Regions from separate parts of the Homo sapiens genome. Here region 2 is linked to region 1. A link is a loop called in an ENCODE intact Hi-C map of the cell type or tissue named here. Cell type or tissue: heart left ventricle. All regions are shown on one strand.

Region 1 (8,000 bases):
TAAAGGATGAATATGAAAAGACCTAGCAATACCAATGTGGAAATGAAGAATTTTAACCAAAAGGGGCTATTCCACATGACCATTCTAGCAATTCCCCAAGTGAATCTCACCTCCTCTGATTGACTGGTCTTTCTCCTCTTCCCAGCACCATCCAAGTCCTTTTCCTTTTTATCCTGTACCAAGGGAGGAGGGAAACTGCATTATTCTAGCCATACATACCTTGCCATTAGCTTTGCAGCCCATCAAGAGACTCCTCCACATACCTTGGGAGAACGCTTCCGAGAGATGGTCTGGCCAAGTTTGCTTAGGAAGGAGATAGGGGATCTGGTGCTGGCTATCAGGACTGCTTTCTCCTCGGCATTTAGGTCCAAGGTGTCTGGGAATAGAAACCAGTGATGTTCAAGCACAGCCCTTGAGGGCGCCGCAAAATCCTGACCAAAACTACTCTCCCTCGTGGATGGTTCGCAGAGCCTCAGAAGGCTCTAAAGGTTCACCAGCTCCAGGACAAGCATGTGGTCTCAGTAGGAAACGCCACGGAGGAAATGCATACTTGGGTATGGACATTGAACCTTCTTTTGTTCATCCACATAAACAAAAATGACTCTTCTTCCCAATCTACTACAGTTACCAAAACCCGCACTTTTGCTTTTCAAAAGTTGGAAGCTGGCTGTGATTGTTAGTTACAGCAGAGTGCTGAAGGCTCGTTTTTGTGACAAAAATTTCAGGACAGAGAGAGAGGGAGGGAGAGAGAAAAGCAGAGAGGCGATGAACTCAGGGTTCCTGGTTTTAGTGTATGCAGATGCCACACTCTGAGCTGCACACAGATGGGGGTGGCACTGAATGGGTACGTCGATGTTAGAGCTGTGGCTTTCTGTTGTAAGAACGTCATGGCTAACCAGGAAAAGCCACAGATCCTTACAAGAATATATGGGCTGGAAAGCACTGGAGGGTGGTAACACAAGCTTTTTGGATTTCAATGTTTCATTAGTAACAACAGCAATTTTTAAAATAGTCATTAATTCATAGTAAATCACTAACATTTATTAAGTACTTCCACTGGCCAAACATCCTTCTTGGCACATCACAATGTAATTATACATATTATCCCCATTTTACACCCGTTACCCCATTTTACAAGATAGGTTGACGGAAAGTGAGACACAGGAAAATTGAGTAACTTGCCTAAGGCCAAGTGGAAGCCTGGGATACTGTAAATCCAGGTCAGACCCCACAGCCAACACTCTAGCCTCAACCTACACTTACTCTAAGGGACAATTAATGACAACAGGAATATTTTTTGTAGCACTATGAGAGCCTGAGACAGCAAGCTGAGAGACAAGCAAAGATTTTTGGGAAGTGCTAACAAGTAGGAGTAGAAAGAAGCCAAGAGAATGCACAGTGACAGGAGAAAGAAGGGCAACAAGAGTGGTTCAGGATCACAGACACAGAGGAGACAAGATAATTCCACGAAAAGGGACATCGTTCTCCGGTGCTCAACAATGCAGAAAAGCAAGTGCATGAGAGATGGGAACTGAGAAAAGAGTAGGAGGTGGGAATCCTCCTCACTGGGGAACAGCTGCAGTAGCGCGGTATGAAGAGAAGCCGGATTATAACCCGTTACAAAGTTTGGGCCGTGCAGAAGCAGAGGCCACAAGCACAAGCCACTTCTTCAAAAAGGCTGGCTCTGAGAGCACGAGCACTAGAAGGTGGTGGTCACGGAAAAAGACGGCACAGGAACGATTTCTGCATTTTTATAAATGCAGTGAGAAAGAAAGGAGGGGTTGAGAACACACTACTAGAGAAGGGAGAAACAATGAAGCAAAGCTCCAGAGATTTCCCTGACAGCTAACTGGTAAAAACACAGAGTAACTTTGTGTTTGGTGGCACTGCTGCGGGACAGTCGGAAGGAAGGAAGAACAGCCGGGCCACAGCACAGCAGCAGGGGGCCGCAAAGCAGCTCCTTCCAGGCCTTACCGCTAGAGGGGAGGGAGTCCTTAAACATCTCGTAGAACTGAGTCAGGTACATCACCATGGACAGCTTATCAGGCTCCCCCACGGAGGCCATTTCTTTGCCTGTCATGATGGGAGAAATGCCCAATTCCTTCTCAGCAATGTCAAAGGCCAGTTGGTTATTCTTCTCCACATTTTGCTCATCCAAAGAATCAAAATCTCTGAGAAACAGGACAAGGAAAACATATCAAGATAGGTTGACAGTCCTTAAACAGAAACGCAGTATCCTGGAGTCATCGTCCTTTCTCTGTTTTCAGCTAAAATCCAGGGTGCTGTGCATCGCTGACATTTGAGAGCAAACCTGTCTTATCTCACCTCTTGTTCTTTTTCTTTTTACTGAGGAAAAGCAAAGCAACCTCAGGAAGTGATGAAAGGTCTACCCACCAAAGAAAAAAAGGGAGAAAGTCAAAAAACGACTCTCATTTTTCTAGTAACACAAATTTACTACTAAAATGTGAGCTCGAGAATAGGGACTGGCTGGGCACAGTGGTTCACACCTGTGATCCCAACACTTTGGAAGGGTGAGGCAGGAGAATTGCTTGAGCCCAGGAGTTCAATTTAAATTAAAAATTTAATTCAAATTAAAAATTAGCTAGGCATGGCGGCATATGCCTACAGTCCTAGCTACTTGGGAGGCTGAGGCAGGAGAATCACTTGAGCCCGCAAGTTCAAGGTTGCAATGAGCTATGACTGTGCCACTGCCCTCTATCCTGGGAAATAGGGCGGGACCTGTCTCTAAAAATAAAAATAAAAAATAATAGGAACTATCTTTAATATATCTTGATCCTTGTGTATGGCCCATCCACATTAAACTAATGTCAAAACATGATACATCTCCCATTTGGATCAGATTGCTCCTACAGGCCTGGGACTATCACCCACCATGGCCCTTAGACCTGACAAGCTGTTAAGGTACTAAATCAGCTCTGATCAATCTTAGCCTTCTCCTGGAGGGGAAATTCCAAAATCCTCCTCAAAAAATTTTTCCATTGCTAAGTTTCCTATTTAGATTAATGGCCATTTCCTACTGGGTTTAAGCCTCTTGCTTTTCAGAAGACTGATCGCATTCTTCTTTACATGACTTCAGGTTAACCCAGCAGCCCTTAATTCTGTGTTAATCTAGGATCCCACAGCATTTTCCATTTTCTCAAACTCCTCCTCACCATAGGTTCAGCCTCTGAAACTATGACCTCACTGCTGCTGAACAGTGCCGCGCTGTCCCTGTGCTGCTTTGCCTTCCTAGAAGACGGTCCCCTAACCTTCTCCAGGCGCCCCTCCACCCCCACCTGCTAGGCTCCCTCAACCACTTCTGCCTGTTCCCTTTGGAACAGAGCTGACTCACCTGCCCATCCTCTGCCACTGATCACAATCTTTCCCAAGCTGCTCTTCCTTGCCCTACCCCCTTTCTTTGGCAGGAGTGAATAAGCCCTATTTTTACTTACTTGCTATCAACTTCTGGGTGAGCTAAGTGACAGGAGCACCAGAGGTCACTTACCTCCATCCAAGCACACCAGAAATCCCCATTTGTAATCCACACTGCACAAGGCTATTTTTACCAGCTCTTGCCTTGTCAGTTTATAACCATCATATAAATAGCAACTATATCTTGTAGGATTCCTTAAGCAATCATTAAACAAAACAAACAGAAATTGGCCCCTTAAGTGGACCTAATGATGAAAAGGACAGGAAACCAAAATAATGCAACATGCTCTGCTTCTGAATCCTTCGGTTTGGCTTCCGTGGTAACAAATGCCGATGGGGGAACCTGGGTGTGCTGGTCCCCGCAGCTGACCTGGGGTCACCCTAGAACTCTGATTCTGTAGACAGGTGAGTGGAGAATGGCCAAAGGAGATGTCACTGGGATAGGTGGGTAGGACAACAGAGTATGTCTGTAAAAAACGCAGTCTTTAACACAGAGAAAATACCAATGAACCATCATAAATTGGTCAACTGTTCATGATGTTTTGCTTTGTTAGTAGTGACACATTTGCCTTGAGCTGGCCAAATGTTCTAGCCAGGTTTCCCTTGTGACCCATAGAATTTGAGAGACAGCTGGCCGAAATGAAGAGTTCAACCGGGGCCAATAAACAGTTTTCCTTTGTGGGAAGCTAACAGGCCCAGGTGGGTGTCAAAACCAGTTTTTGACTTATGAGTGTTGTGATTTTTAAAACTCAGCTATAGGAGCACAAAAAAAAAAATTGGAAAAAAACAAAAATAAAAATCATTCCTGGGTTGAGCTATATAATACATGACATACAGAGTTTCAAATATAGTGAAATCAAAATCACTGCCTTCTAGAGAAAGTATCTTACTATGTACCTCATTCTAGGAAAAAGGACAAAATGTTACTTGATAGCAGAGTGGTCTGAGATCCTTGAGGAGTATAAAAAAACACAAAGTTTGATCACAACTTACATCAGGTCAGGGCGGTATCTATGGATAATTGCACAAAGGGCCAAGCCACTTTTCCAGGACATGGTGAGATCTGTCACGTTTACCCCTGCATAGCCATCTGTCTGCCTCTGGCACCAACCCAGCAGTTTGCTTGAACGAGCTACAGACTCTAAAACAACAAAACACAGTATTATTGGAGGTGTGGTCACCTGGTAATGCTGACAGAGAATCCTCTTTGTAGGACACATGTCCCCTTTGAAAAATTACTGAGGGTAGGGACGAAACAGTCAACACTAGTTTCCATGCAAAGAAAACAGTGAGGAACAAGGTTATGCAAATGGTATCATGACAGCGAATTCTAAGAAAAGAAACTACTAGTTTATCCAGACTCTAAGGTCAACGTCCACCCCCCAGTACCCTGAGGGACCACAGCCTGACAGCCACAACCTGCTGTCCCCACGGCACTGAGGTGGAGGAGCGCCACCTACTGTGTGGCCAGCCTGGCTTACAGCAGCTCTGAGTTCCCGGACAGTCGCTGGCACCTAGCTGAGGAAGCCTACCCCCTCCAAAGTAACACTGGGAAGAGGAGAGGAGAAAAGGCTCCATTCTATAGGGTGGCACGTTCAACCCAAAGCACCCAGGCCTCGCCCTTGCACTTCCAAGGCACTGTATAACTTGCCAAGAGAAGAAGCCCTGCAGGGCTCCGCTGACAACCCTGGGGCCCCAGACCAGACAGTCCCCGAACAGAGCTTGGCACCTTGTACTATGAATTCTCAACCCTGAGAAACTGAATAGGCAAACACATGTGCTGGGATGCTTTTTACAGTTCATTGAAACGTCTTCTAAAACCCGAACAGCCTCTTTAAAAATCCTATTATTAATCACATCAGAAGAGCTCTGATATCGGCCATTCAAAAGAATCTATGAACTATTTATATCCAAGAAAGTCTGTTCCCTTACCGAGGGCAACTGAAGTTTGTACTAAGTCATTTAGTAATTTGTGAACATAAGCTAAAAACCAAGTATCATGAAAATCCTGTTTCATTTAGGTTTTTCGCCATGAAAATGTATTCTGCGATAACACATAAAACCACCTTCTGGTGCCATCTCTTGGCTCAGAAATGAGCTTTTACTCAGATCTGTCTCCTATGTGTATATCCAACCATCCAATATGTAACAGGCAACTTCAATATTCCATGCTCTAAAATAAAAACAGTGAATAAAGATACACTCTCTGCTTTCAAAGAGAAGACGCTCCAGTGGAGAAAAATGCAAATGTTTCCAACTGCCTGCTGGTCCTCACATCCACCCTGGCATCCCAATGGCACGTCAAATTCACAATGTCCAAATGACTCAAACCTCTCAACCCTCTCAGCCCTCCCTCTGCCTTGCCTACGCTGATGTAGCACCATCTACAAACACCTACCTCTTGCCCCACAAGGTGATCAATTGCCCCTGCCCATCGACTTCACCTCCTTACCATTCTCTCTCACATAACCAACAATGGCAATGACCATCCACCACAGGCCCGGCACTCATGATCACAATGTGAGGTAGACACTGCTGCCCCCACTTCACAGACAAGGAAATCGAAGTTCAGAGCTATTCAATCACCTCTTCGAGGCCGCACAATTCACCAGCAGCAAAGCTTGGCCTGGGACCCAGTTGCACCTGGCCCAAAGTCTGAGGTCTCCTCCACTGCCTCCTCCCTTCTTCATCCCCAGCATCAGGCCCAGATCTGGGCCTCCACCACCTTCAGCCTGACTATGGCGAGGTCTTTCTACCTGGTCTCCCTGCCTCTGGTACTTCCCTCCTCCAACCCCTCTCACGTGTGGCTGACCAGGTGTACTCATGTCATTCTCTTTCAAAAAAGTATTCAGGGCCTTCAATACATACAAAATCTGGAGTGGTCCTCACCTGTCACTGAATCCTGGCTATGTTGCAGGACCCAGCCAAAGACTTTTTCCACAAAGTCTTCTCCCGAAACCTTAGCTCTCACACTCTCTCCCTCTCTCCCCTCTGCCCCGCGTCTGTACCTGGTTTCTCTCTGTGCTCTCGTAACACCTCAGGCCAAGGTAATTCCGTGTGGTGGAGGCCTGTCTCGTGCACTGCGGGATGTTCAGCAGCATCCCTGGCTCCTGCCCACCCCCAATCATGACCATCAAAAATGTCCCCAGACAACTACCAAGTATCCCCTGGAGGGCAAAATCACCCTGGGTTGAGAGCCACTGTCTCAGACAGTACTTCGGCCACTGCCTCGGACCGCACCTTGTGGCTCAGGGAATGAGTATAGACTTCTCTGAAGGGGCTGCCTGCATTTTAAAAAGCCACCACCAGAACTCACCATTGCGAGTCAATTTGGGGGTGGTTCGGGAATTCACCAGGCTCTCCATTTCCAGGTGAATATCTTTTGTTTCGCCAGTATCATATAAATGGCGCACCTGGCAGAAATTTACAAAGTCAAACAGAAAGAAAATCAAATATCAAGTAACAAATTCCTACCTAAGAGCAGAATGGCTGAAAGGAAAGTCTGGGATAGAAGGCTGGGTAAAGTTCAGACAGAAGTTAGGATGATGACCTTTAAATCTTTTATGAAATAAGGTGGGGTTTGAGAAAAACAAACACATTTTAACTGTGGGACTTTGTGCTAGAAATCAGCTACACAGGGCCGGGTGCGGTGGCTCACACCTATAATCCCTATAGTTGGGGAGGCCGAGGCCAGCAGATGGCTTAAGGCTAGGAGTTTGAGACCAGTCTGGGAAACACAGGGAGGCCTCGTCTCTACAAAAAATTTAAAAATTAGCTGTAGTCCCAGCTACTTGGGAGGCTGAAGTGGGAGGATCCCTTGAGACCAGGAAGTCAAAGCTTCAGTGAGCTGAGATAGTGCCACCACACCCCAGAGAGCCTGGGCAACAAAGCAAGACTCTGTCTCAAAAAAAAAAAAAAAGAAAAAAGAAAAGAGAGAAAAAATTAGTTACTCGGTCATGGAGGTCCCTCTAAGAGTCTCGGTTGGACTACTAATAATGCTGCCTCTTAACAGAAGGCCTAAAGGTATAAACTTCAAGTAGAAGGTGAACAGAAAATTACACTAGGGGCCAGGCACGGTGGGCAGATCACAAGGTCAGGAGTTCAAGACCAGCCTGACCAACACAGTGAAACCCCATCTCTACTAAAAATACAAAAATTAGCCAGGCGTGGAGGTGGGTGCCTGTAATCCCAGCTACTCGGGAGGCTGAGGCAGGAGAATCACTTGAACCCAGGAAGTGGAGGCTGCAGTGAGCCAAGATCGTGCCACCACACTCCAGCCTGGGTGACAGAGCGAGATTCCATCTCAAAAAAAAAAAAAAAAAAATTACACTAGAACAAATTCTTTCAAGTGAACAATCTCTTTTGTCCTCACAATAATCCTGTGAGTAGTCAGGGATTATTATTCCCATTTTTCAGGTAAAGAAATTGAGGTTCAGACAATGTAAGTCACACGTGACCGGCAGCAACAACACAGGTGGAAGTTACCTCTCCTCACTAAGGGGCAAGTGCTCTTCCGTAAAGTAAGAATTTGAATTAGAAGACGTGGCATAAAGGCCTGGATTCCTATC
Region 2 (8,000 bases), 150 kb before region 1:
GGTTTACTAATACTCTTCCCTCTCAAAGGAAAGACAGTCCCCAGTATGAAGAAGCACTTCAAAGTACTTATTAAGTATCCAGGGCTGCTGGGCGGAAAGAATGAGAAACAGTTGAGTTCTGAGAGGCAATGGAAAGGGAAGACTGCAATCACTCCCTGCAGGGGGCTCGGTAAGCAAACGCATGTGTGGTGAGCCCATGTGCCCACTGTTAGACGGTGATGGGATACAAGAAGCCTGGGTCATCCCTGCGCCCAAGGCACTTCGAGTCCAGAACTAGTGACCACCTGCGACGCCTTAGGCCCATTTTATTGGTGCAGACCTAGCTGAATGGACAGGAGGAAGGGGGTTCCTGGGGGACACTAGACAGACTACAAGGCTGGCAAGGACCGTCAGGCGGTCGGCGCACATGCAGAGTTACATGGGAGTGCGCCAGCCACTCCTGCGTTCTAGGCAGCTGCTGGGACATCACAGGCTGGCCCCACTGAACAGAAGCATGATTGGATTTCTAGGAGGTGAGGACGCCTGCATTTTCAGCTGGTAGAGTCGAAAAAGTGGAACTTTCTCTCCTCTCAGCTCCTACCGCTACAGGCCTGCATTTGGCAGTTGGGAGGATGTAGTTCTTTCCGCTAAGTGTTCTGGGGACACAGTGCCCCGGACCAATCTTGTATCCCCAACAGTGCCAAGCAGATGGTAGAGCTCAGAAAGTTGTGTGGATTCCAACCAAGGAGCTCAGCAGAGCAGCAGGCACCACTCCCAGGGCTTACGGTTCTCACTGGCACCATTATTAAACTCCCTACAACCAAAGGAAGCGTCTGTTTCTTCTGTTGGCCAAACATGCTTCGTTCATCTTTTAGAGGCTTTTACCCCTAAACTCTTTACTCTGATTTAAGGTTCAGGTTTCCTCGATGTCAACCAGCTGAAATCTTCTGCAAGGCAATGAACCATACCCTACGTCCAGTTACTTCGTCAGAGTTCTGGACCTGACAGTCACGAGTTGAGTGGCCTCACGGGACAGTGGGCTGCCTGGTGAGAGGCAGGGGACAGGCCCCCTTGGCTCACTTGCCCGCCCACGCGGTCCTCAGGCCCTCACTCACCTCCTCCGACCGGCTGGTGTTCCTGAGCTGCAGGGCCAGGCCGTTCACCAGGCCCGGAGGGATGCTACGGTCCATGCTGTCCCCGACCTGGGCGAGGTGCCTGGCAATATTCCGGATGATGTCTTCTTGACTTTCAGAATCTGTGTTCAGGCAGGGGCGGCAGAGACAGAGCAGACTCAGAAAATGTCCCTGATACCCTCTCCCACACCACCCTGCCCCGGGAAAGGACAGGTCCGCGATGGGACAAGGCCAGCCCCCACTGGGCACGTGCTCCACTCCACCAGGGCCACAGCGGGCGGGCTGAGTACCAGCGCTGAGCTGGGTTCTGGGCAGTGCCGGAGCTCAGGGCCTCGGCTGAGGCCCAGGCTCCCGCACACAGGCACCACGTCCCCACAGGCAGGGCCGGTGAAGCTGGGGCATCACGACCACGCCTGAGGTACAAGCCTGGCAGCGGCTTCATGGCTCACACCACACAACCCAACAGGGTTGGCCTTGGCCTGGGCAGCCGTTGGGGAAGGGGCTCTGTGGGCAGACGGCATCCCAGACCCACTTTTGCCCTCTCAAGCCTGAGAGCCCCCATTCCTCGCAGTCCCGTCTCAGGAAAACCCCAGTTGTCACTGGCACCGGCAAGGCCCTGGAGAATCTCCCCTGCCTTTCCAACCAGAGCTCTCCCCCTTGCCCCTCAGTCCTCCTCCTCTGGCGCACAGCCTCCGTGCTGCCCCTGCCCGAGTACCACTGTCGCAGCTCCATGAAGGCCACGCTCAACTGCCACGCTCCCTGCCGCCTCCGTTTCTTCCTCAGCACTTGCTGTGTTATTGTCTGACGCCCCTGCCAGAAGGTAAGCTCCCTAAGGGCTGTGATTTTTTTAATCTGTTTTGTCCACTGACAAATACCCAGCACTTAATACATGGCACTCAGTAGGTGCTCAATAAACAATGGCAGGGACCAGGTGTGGTCATGCATGCCTGTAATCCCAGTGCTTTGGGAGGCTGAGGACAGAAGATTGCTTAAGGCCAGGAGTTAGAGGATGCAGTGAGCCGTGATTGCACCAGCAACAAAGCAAGGCCCTGCCTCTACAAGAAACTTTTTTTTTTTTTTTGAGACGGAGTCTTGCTCTGTCACCCAGGCTGGAGTGCAGTGGCGCGATCTCGGCTCACTGCAACCTTCGCCTCCTGGGTTCAAGCAAGTCTCATGCTTCAGCCTCCTGAGTAGCTGGGATTACAGGCGCCCGCCACCACACCCGGCTAATTTTTGTATTTTAAGTAGAGACGGGTTTCACCATGTTGGTCAGGCTGGTCTCGAACTCCTGACCTTGTGATCCTCCTGCCTTGGCCTCCCAAAGTGCTGGGATTACAGGTGTGAGCCACTGTGCCCTGCCTCTACAAAAAACTTTTAAAGGGAGCCAGGTGTACCGCACGTACCTATAATCCCAGCTACACAGGAGGCTGAGGTGGGAGGACTCCTTGAGGCCAGGAATTCAAGGCTGCAGTGAGCTGTGATCATACCACTACACTCCAGCCTGGGCAACAGAGCAAGACCCCGTTTCTTAAAAAAAGTTTTAATTGCATGAATGAATGAATGGGCCCTGTACCTAGCTCCCAGTAAGTGTTCAATAGATGCCAGCTATTGTTATTTCTCCCATTAAATCTTCTATTTTTTCTGTGCTTGCAACTTCCCTCTGGCTTTTTTGGTTTTGGCTGCTGCTCCCACCCTCGGTCAGCTGTCAAATCTCACCTTATGTTGCAAATACAAGCGTTTTGCCTACCCTCTGCCATTGCCGCCACCCTGGTGGGGGTCCCCTTAGCTCTCATCTGATGATGACAGCCCCACTCCCTGCCGTCCAGTCTACTCGGCCACCTTCACAGCACAGACCTCAGAGCAGGGCAGGGTTGGGAGAAGTGACGTGCTAAGGAGTGGGCACGTTCTTAGAAGCTGTGCTCTGGGGGTTTCACGGCCTCCCTGGAGTCTGTCCATGGAACATGCAGTAAGGCTGCCACATCACTTCTCTTCAAAACCTCTCAAGTGCTCATCTCTGCTTAAGTGACAAGTCATGACCCAGCCTGAAAGTACGTCTGACTTAACTTCCACGCTTCCTAGGCAAACTCAACTACTCACTGTAGCTTTTTTTTTTCTTTTTTTTTTCAAGACATAGTCTCACTCTGTTCCCCAAGCTGGAGTGCAGTGGTACAATCTCAGCTCACTGCAACCTCCGCTTCCCGGGTTCAAACAATTCTCTACCTCAGCCTCCCAAGTAGCTGGGATTACAGGCACCCGCCACCCCGCCTGGCTAATTTTTATATATTTTTTTTAGTAGAGACGGGGTTTCACCATCTTGGCTAGGGTGGTCTTGAACTCCTGACCTCATGATCCACCTGCCTTGGCCTCCCAAAGTGCTGGGATTACAGGCGTGAACCACTGCACCCAGCCTCACTGTAGCATTTATAGCCGCTGGGCTTTTGCTTAAAAGATGGCCATTCCCTCTTCCCAGTTTCCAAGGAACCAAACATACCCAACCCCCAAGGCCCAGCTCAATTGGAGCTGCAGCCCCAAAGTTTTCCTGATTCCCTGCAGAGCAGAGCACCCAGCTCCTCCAGCACCTCATCACTCCCCCAGCACCGAATCTGTGCCTCGCTCGTTCCCGAAGCTTATCCACCTTGCTTCAGTTACGGACACGTCCTCTCTCCCTCTGGCCACCAGCCGAGTAGCAACAGGAATCTTTCCTGATCCGTCTGTGTCCAGCCGAGTGAACGGACTCACCAAAGAAACCCCGGCAGCCAGAGCCTCTACCTTGCCCCTCTTTCCAGGCTCGCCAGGGACTAGATTCACAGTCCCTGTCACCTGCAGGCTAAGTGAACTGCCATGATCACTTTTGCAGGTGCCACTTGAGTCAACCCCGGTTTCTCAGTCTAGAGGCAAAGGCCGGCATGGAGAAGAGCGAGAGAAAAACACCAGGGCAGACTGGGGCTACAGTCACCCCCACAGCAGTGCTGACAGCAGAGCTGTGCCTGTCCACTCCTGCCCTTCCTGGACCTTCCCAAAGGGATCTGGGGTTTCTCCTCAGTTCAGGGCGAGCCAGAAGATATGCTGGCTGGATTAGAAGGCAGAGACATTCTCAGACACCTCCCCCCACCCCCCACCCCCACCCCCACCCCGGTCTAGTGGGGAACTCCAGCCACGTCCTCAAGCACCTGATCTAAGACAGGCGGGAGGCAGAAGGCTGGGTCAGCTGTTGGTCTCCCCCACAGCCACCAGAGGGCAGTGCAACCCTTGAGCTTGGAAGGCCTGGACCAGGGTCCGGGGATCCCTGCAGGCTTTCAGGGCAGGGATTCTACCTGCGTCAGAATCCTCTGGGCAGTCTCCCGCCCTAAAACAGCCTGATGCAGGCAGCTGGAGTAGGGCCCAAGGCCTGCATTTGGAAAAGGTTTCTCGTGTAATTCCAATGTGCACACTACTGAAAGCCAGCGTCGCAGGGCTGGATCTGGAAGTGGGTGAGCCTCCACTCGCCCCCAGCCTCCACTCGGGACAGCCCCTGTCCATAGAAGCAGCCCCTTGGCAAAGGGGAGTGGAGCTGGAGGCTGGAGGAGAGTGCAGGGATCAGCAACAGGAAAGGTGAACAGTCTGGAAACCATGGTGACCTGGAGTCAGTGCCCTACAGTGGGAGGGCGGCTGAGGCCCACCTCAAGAAGGGGCCTGGCCCCATGTCCCAGTGGTAACATGGCCACAAGCTGTGTGATCTGGAGCTAGTCATTTACCCTTTGCTGGACCTGGGTTTCCTCACCTGGAAATGAGGTTCCAAATACTTCTGTGTTCTTGTATAGGTAATCACGGAGCATAATGTATGAAAGGAAATATGTCAGGTATAGACAGTGCAAAAGTCACTGTGAAACCAGTGGGCCTCAATCAATGGGACAGTCAGCCAGGCCTGCTTGGGGAGGCAGGGGCCGCACCGGTAGTGCCACCTGGGGGCTTTGCCCAGACCCAGCAATGCCCAGACCAACCAATCAGAATCTCTGGAGGTGAGATGCAGGCACCAGCATTTAAAGCTCCAGGTCCTTGAAATGATACAAGGCCAAGTGTGAGAACCCCTTGGGTTATATAATCCAGACAAGTGGTCTGCAATCTTTGTATCAGAATCACATTTGGAAAATTGGATAAAAACACCATTCTATGTTGGTCCAGACAAGGGACTCAAGACCAGTACATGAGATTCTGTCTCAACAGAAAGGAAGAACTTTCTAACAGAGTCACCCAAAAATGGTAGGCAGTGAGTTCAGCAGCACTGGAGGGAATCAAGTAGAGACCAGTCAAGTGATTAAGTGATACCAGCGTACGTGGCAGCTGAAACTGCAGAGGCAGAGTGATCCCGGGGGTCCCTTCCAGCCCTGAGGCTCCCTGAATGTTACTGGCGACAGAGAAGCCCAGCTTTGGGGAAGGAGGTGGGGCCGGCCGCCTACCTGCCTCTATTCTTCCCAAGCGGGAGTGGCTGCTGCGGTTGCCATCAGTCTGCAGCTCATCGTAGCCCTCCCACTGGGGAGCCAGCACTGGCAGCTCGTGGCCCAGTGCGTCCAGCTCTCTGCGGAAGCTGTTGTCAGAACAGCTTTGGAGGAAGCCAAACACCAGTAGGTTTGTGATGCACTCATCCCTGAGGCTGGAACCGTTGTTGACCTGAGGGGAAAGGGGAGTCAGGAAGCCGGGACTTCAGCCAGGCCAGAGGCCCCTCCTGCAAAGAGCTCCAGTTGCAGCTGGCCCAAAGAGCCTCACAGGTCCCAGAGAGCTGAGGGACCCTGTGGGCTGGAGGGCCCTGCAGGAGGTCTCAACAGGCAGAGGCAAGGTCTGCAGCCACAGCTTTAAGCAGCACTGCCCGTAGATGGCAGGGAGCGAGCCCCGACTCTGCAGAAAGGGATTCCTCTGCAGAGGAATCTGCTGGACCTCCTGAAACACGCGGCTGGGGAGCTTCCCACTAGGTGAGAAGGCCACAGGCTGTTCCGGGGAGGCGAGCGAGTGTCATGCGGGCATCATCCGCCATCCTGTGCTGGCACGCTTTCTTCAAGTTCCCCTGCAGGCTTCAGCAATCTGAGCCCACCTTTCCTGGCTGTGCTTCCAACAGGCGGAGCCTCTTTCCGCTCATCTCCTTCACGGGCTCAGGAGGGTATTGGGCAGATGGAAGATTTTCAGTAACTACTGCGGAGTGGTGACCACAGCTGGGCACCTGCCTTTGGCCAAGCTTGGTTTACTTTGGGTGGGTGTGTCCTTAATCCGAATCCCACAGGGAGTGGTGGCACTGGCTCCTGCTCTACCCAGAGGGGCTGGGCTCTTGGCCGGCAGCTCTCCAGCTCCCTGGGCAGCACTGGCAGCTGCAGCTTGGCCAGCATCTGTGCCGCCAGAGATGGCAGGGACTGTTCTTGGGGTACTGACTGTGTTTGGGGGCTGTATTCTTACAGGCAAAGGTGAGCCCTGCAGCTGGGTGTGCCCAGACCAGAGAAAGACCTAAGGTGGAAGAGAGAACAAAACACAAAGAAGGGCAGGGACGCTGAGATCTGCGCAGATTCACACAAAAAGACCTCCTGGGCTGCCAGAGAAGGGTGGGAGGGAAGATGGAAGTGTAGGCAGAAATTTATTTCTATTCTCTAAGTCCATAATATTTTTCATTAGAAAAACCAAAAACTTTTAGAGGACAGTTCTTACAGGGCAAATTGTTTTTTTGTTTTTGTTTTTGTTTTGAGATGGAGTCTCGCTCTGTCACCCAGGCTGGAGTGCAGTGGTGTGATCTCGGCTCACTACAACCTCCGCTTCCTGGGTTCAAATGATTCTCCCGCCTCAGCTTCCTGAGTAGCTGGGATTACAGGTGTGCATCACCACGCCCGGCTAATTTTTGTATTTTTAGTAGAGACGAGGTTTCACCATGTTGGTCAGGCTGGTCTCGAACTCCTGACCTCGTGATCCGCCCGCCCCCCAACTCCCCCCAACTCCTTGGCCTCTCAAAGTGCTGGGATTACAGGTGTGACCTACTGCACCCAGCAGCAAATTGTTTTAATGCTTTGCTAGGTGATGCCTGTAATCCCGGCACTCTGGGAGGCAGAGGCAGGAGGATCGTTTGAGCCCAGGAATTTGAGACCAGCCTGGCAACAAGATCCCCATCTCTACAAAAAATAAAAATTAGCCAAGGTGGCATGCACCTGCAGTCCCAGCTACTCATGAGACTGAGGCGGGAAGGTCACTTGAGCCCAGAAGTTTGAGGCTGCAATGAGCCATGATCACACCACTGCACTCCAACCTGGGTGACAAAGTGAAACCCTGTCTCAAAAAAGAAAAAAAAAATGCTTAAAATAAGGAGCTTGGCCGGGCGCGGTGGCTCACGCCTGTAATCCCAGCACTTTGGGAGGCCGAGGCGGGCGGATCACGAAGTCAGGAGTTTGAGACCAGCCTGGCCAACATGATGAAACCTTGTCTCTACTAAAAATACAAAAATTAGCCGGGCCTGGTGGCGGGCGTCTGTAGTCCCAGCTACTTGGGAGGCTGAGGCAGGAGAATCGCTTGAACCCGGGAGGTGGAGGTTGCAATGAGCCGAGATCGCGCCATTGCACTCCAGCCTGGGGGACGAGAGCCAGACTCCGTCTCAAAACAAACAAACAAACAACAAAAATAAATAAATAAATAAATAAAAATAAGGAGCTTGTGTATTGCTGCAGCCATAAAAAAGAATAAAATCATGTCCTCTGCAGCAACACGGATGGAGCTAGAGGCCATTACCCTAAGTGAACTAACTCAGAAACAGAAAATCAAATACTGACTGTTCTCACTTATAAGTGGGAGCTAAACAATGGGTGCCCATGGACACGAAGATGGAGAGAGCAGGCACCGGGCACTTTACAGTAGGGAGGCGGGGGCGGGGGAGCGCAGAAAGAG

The links. Hi-C counts contacts between places; a loop is a spot of excess contacts. Peaks named below come from ENCODE experiments on the same cell type or tissue, not always from the same donor. Only the 100,000 strongest peaks of a DNase experiment are listed, where the experiment ranks them.
Region 2: it touches region 1 in a loop (4-fold over the local background); 8 of 110 quality-filtered maps call a loop at or near these places.

The regions. Positions count from the first base shown.
Region 1 is chr22:17,887,060-17,895,059 of GRCh38, forward strand. It overlaps MICAL3 (microtubule associated monooxygenase, calponin and LIM domain containing 3), which reads right to left. Exons shown (of 32, transcript NM_015241.3): 11 at 6,749-6,845; 12 at 4,426-4,573; 13 at 1,975-2,171; 14 at 264-376; 15 at 111-173. Among named protein-coding and RNA genes, the nearest start is that of MIR648, 90 kb to the right of the region's middle. In heart left ventricle, CTCF peaks have their summits at 1,978 and 4,883 (motif pointing left); a DNase peak (open chromatin) is centred at 4,891; H3K27ac peaks cover 3,882 bases.
Region 2 is chr22:17,738,255-17,746,254 of GRCh38, forward strand. It overlaps BID (BH3 interacting domain death agonist), which reads right to left. Exons shown (of 6, transcript NM_001196.4): 3 at 5,549-5,759; 4 at 1,095-1,234. Among named protein-coding and RNA genes, the nearest start is that of MIR3198-1, 22 kb to the right of the region's middle. RefSeq lists a silencer at 4,169-4,463 and an enhancer at 6,041-6,661. In heart left ventricle, a CTCF peak has its summit at 4,370 (motif pointing right); DNase peaks (open chromatin) are centred at 4,367 and 4,674.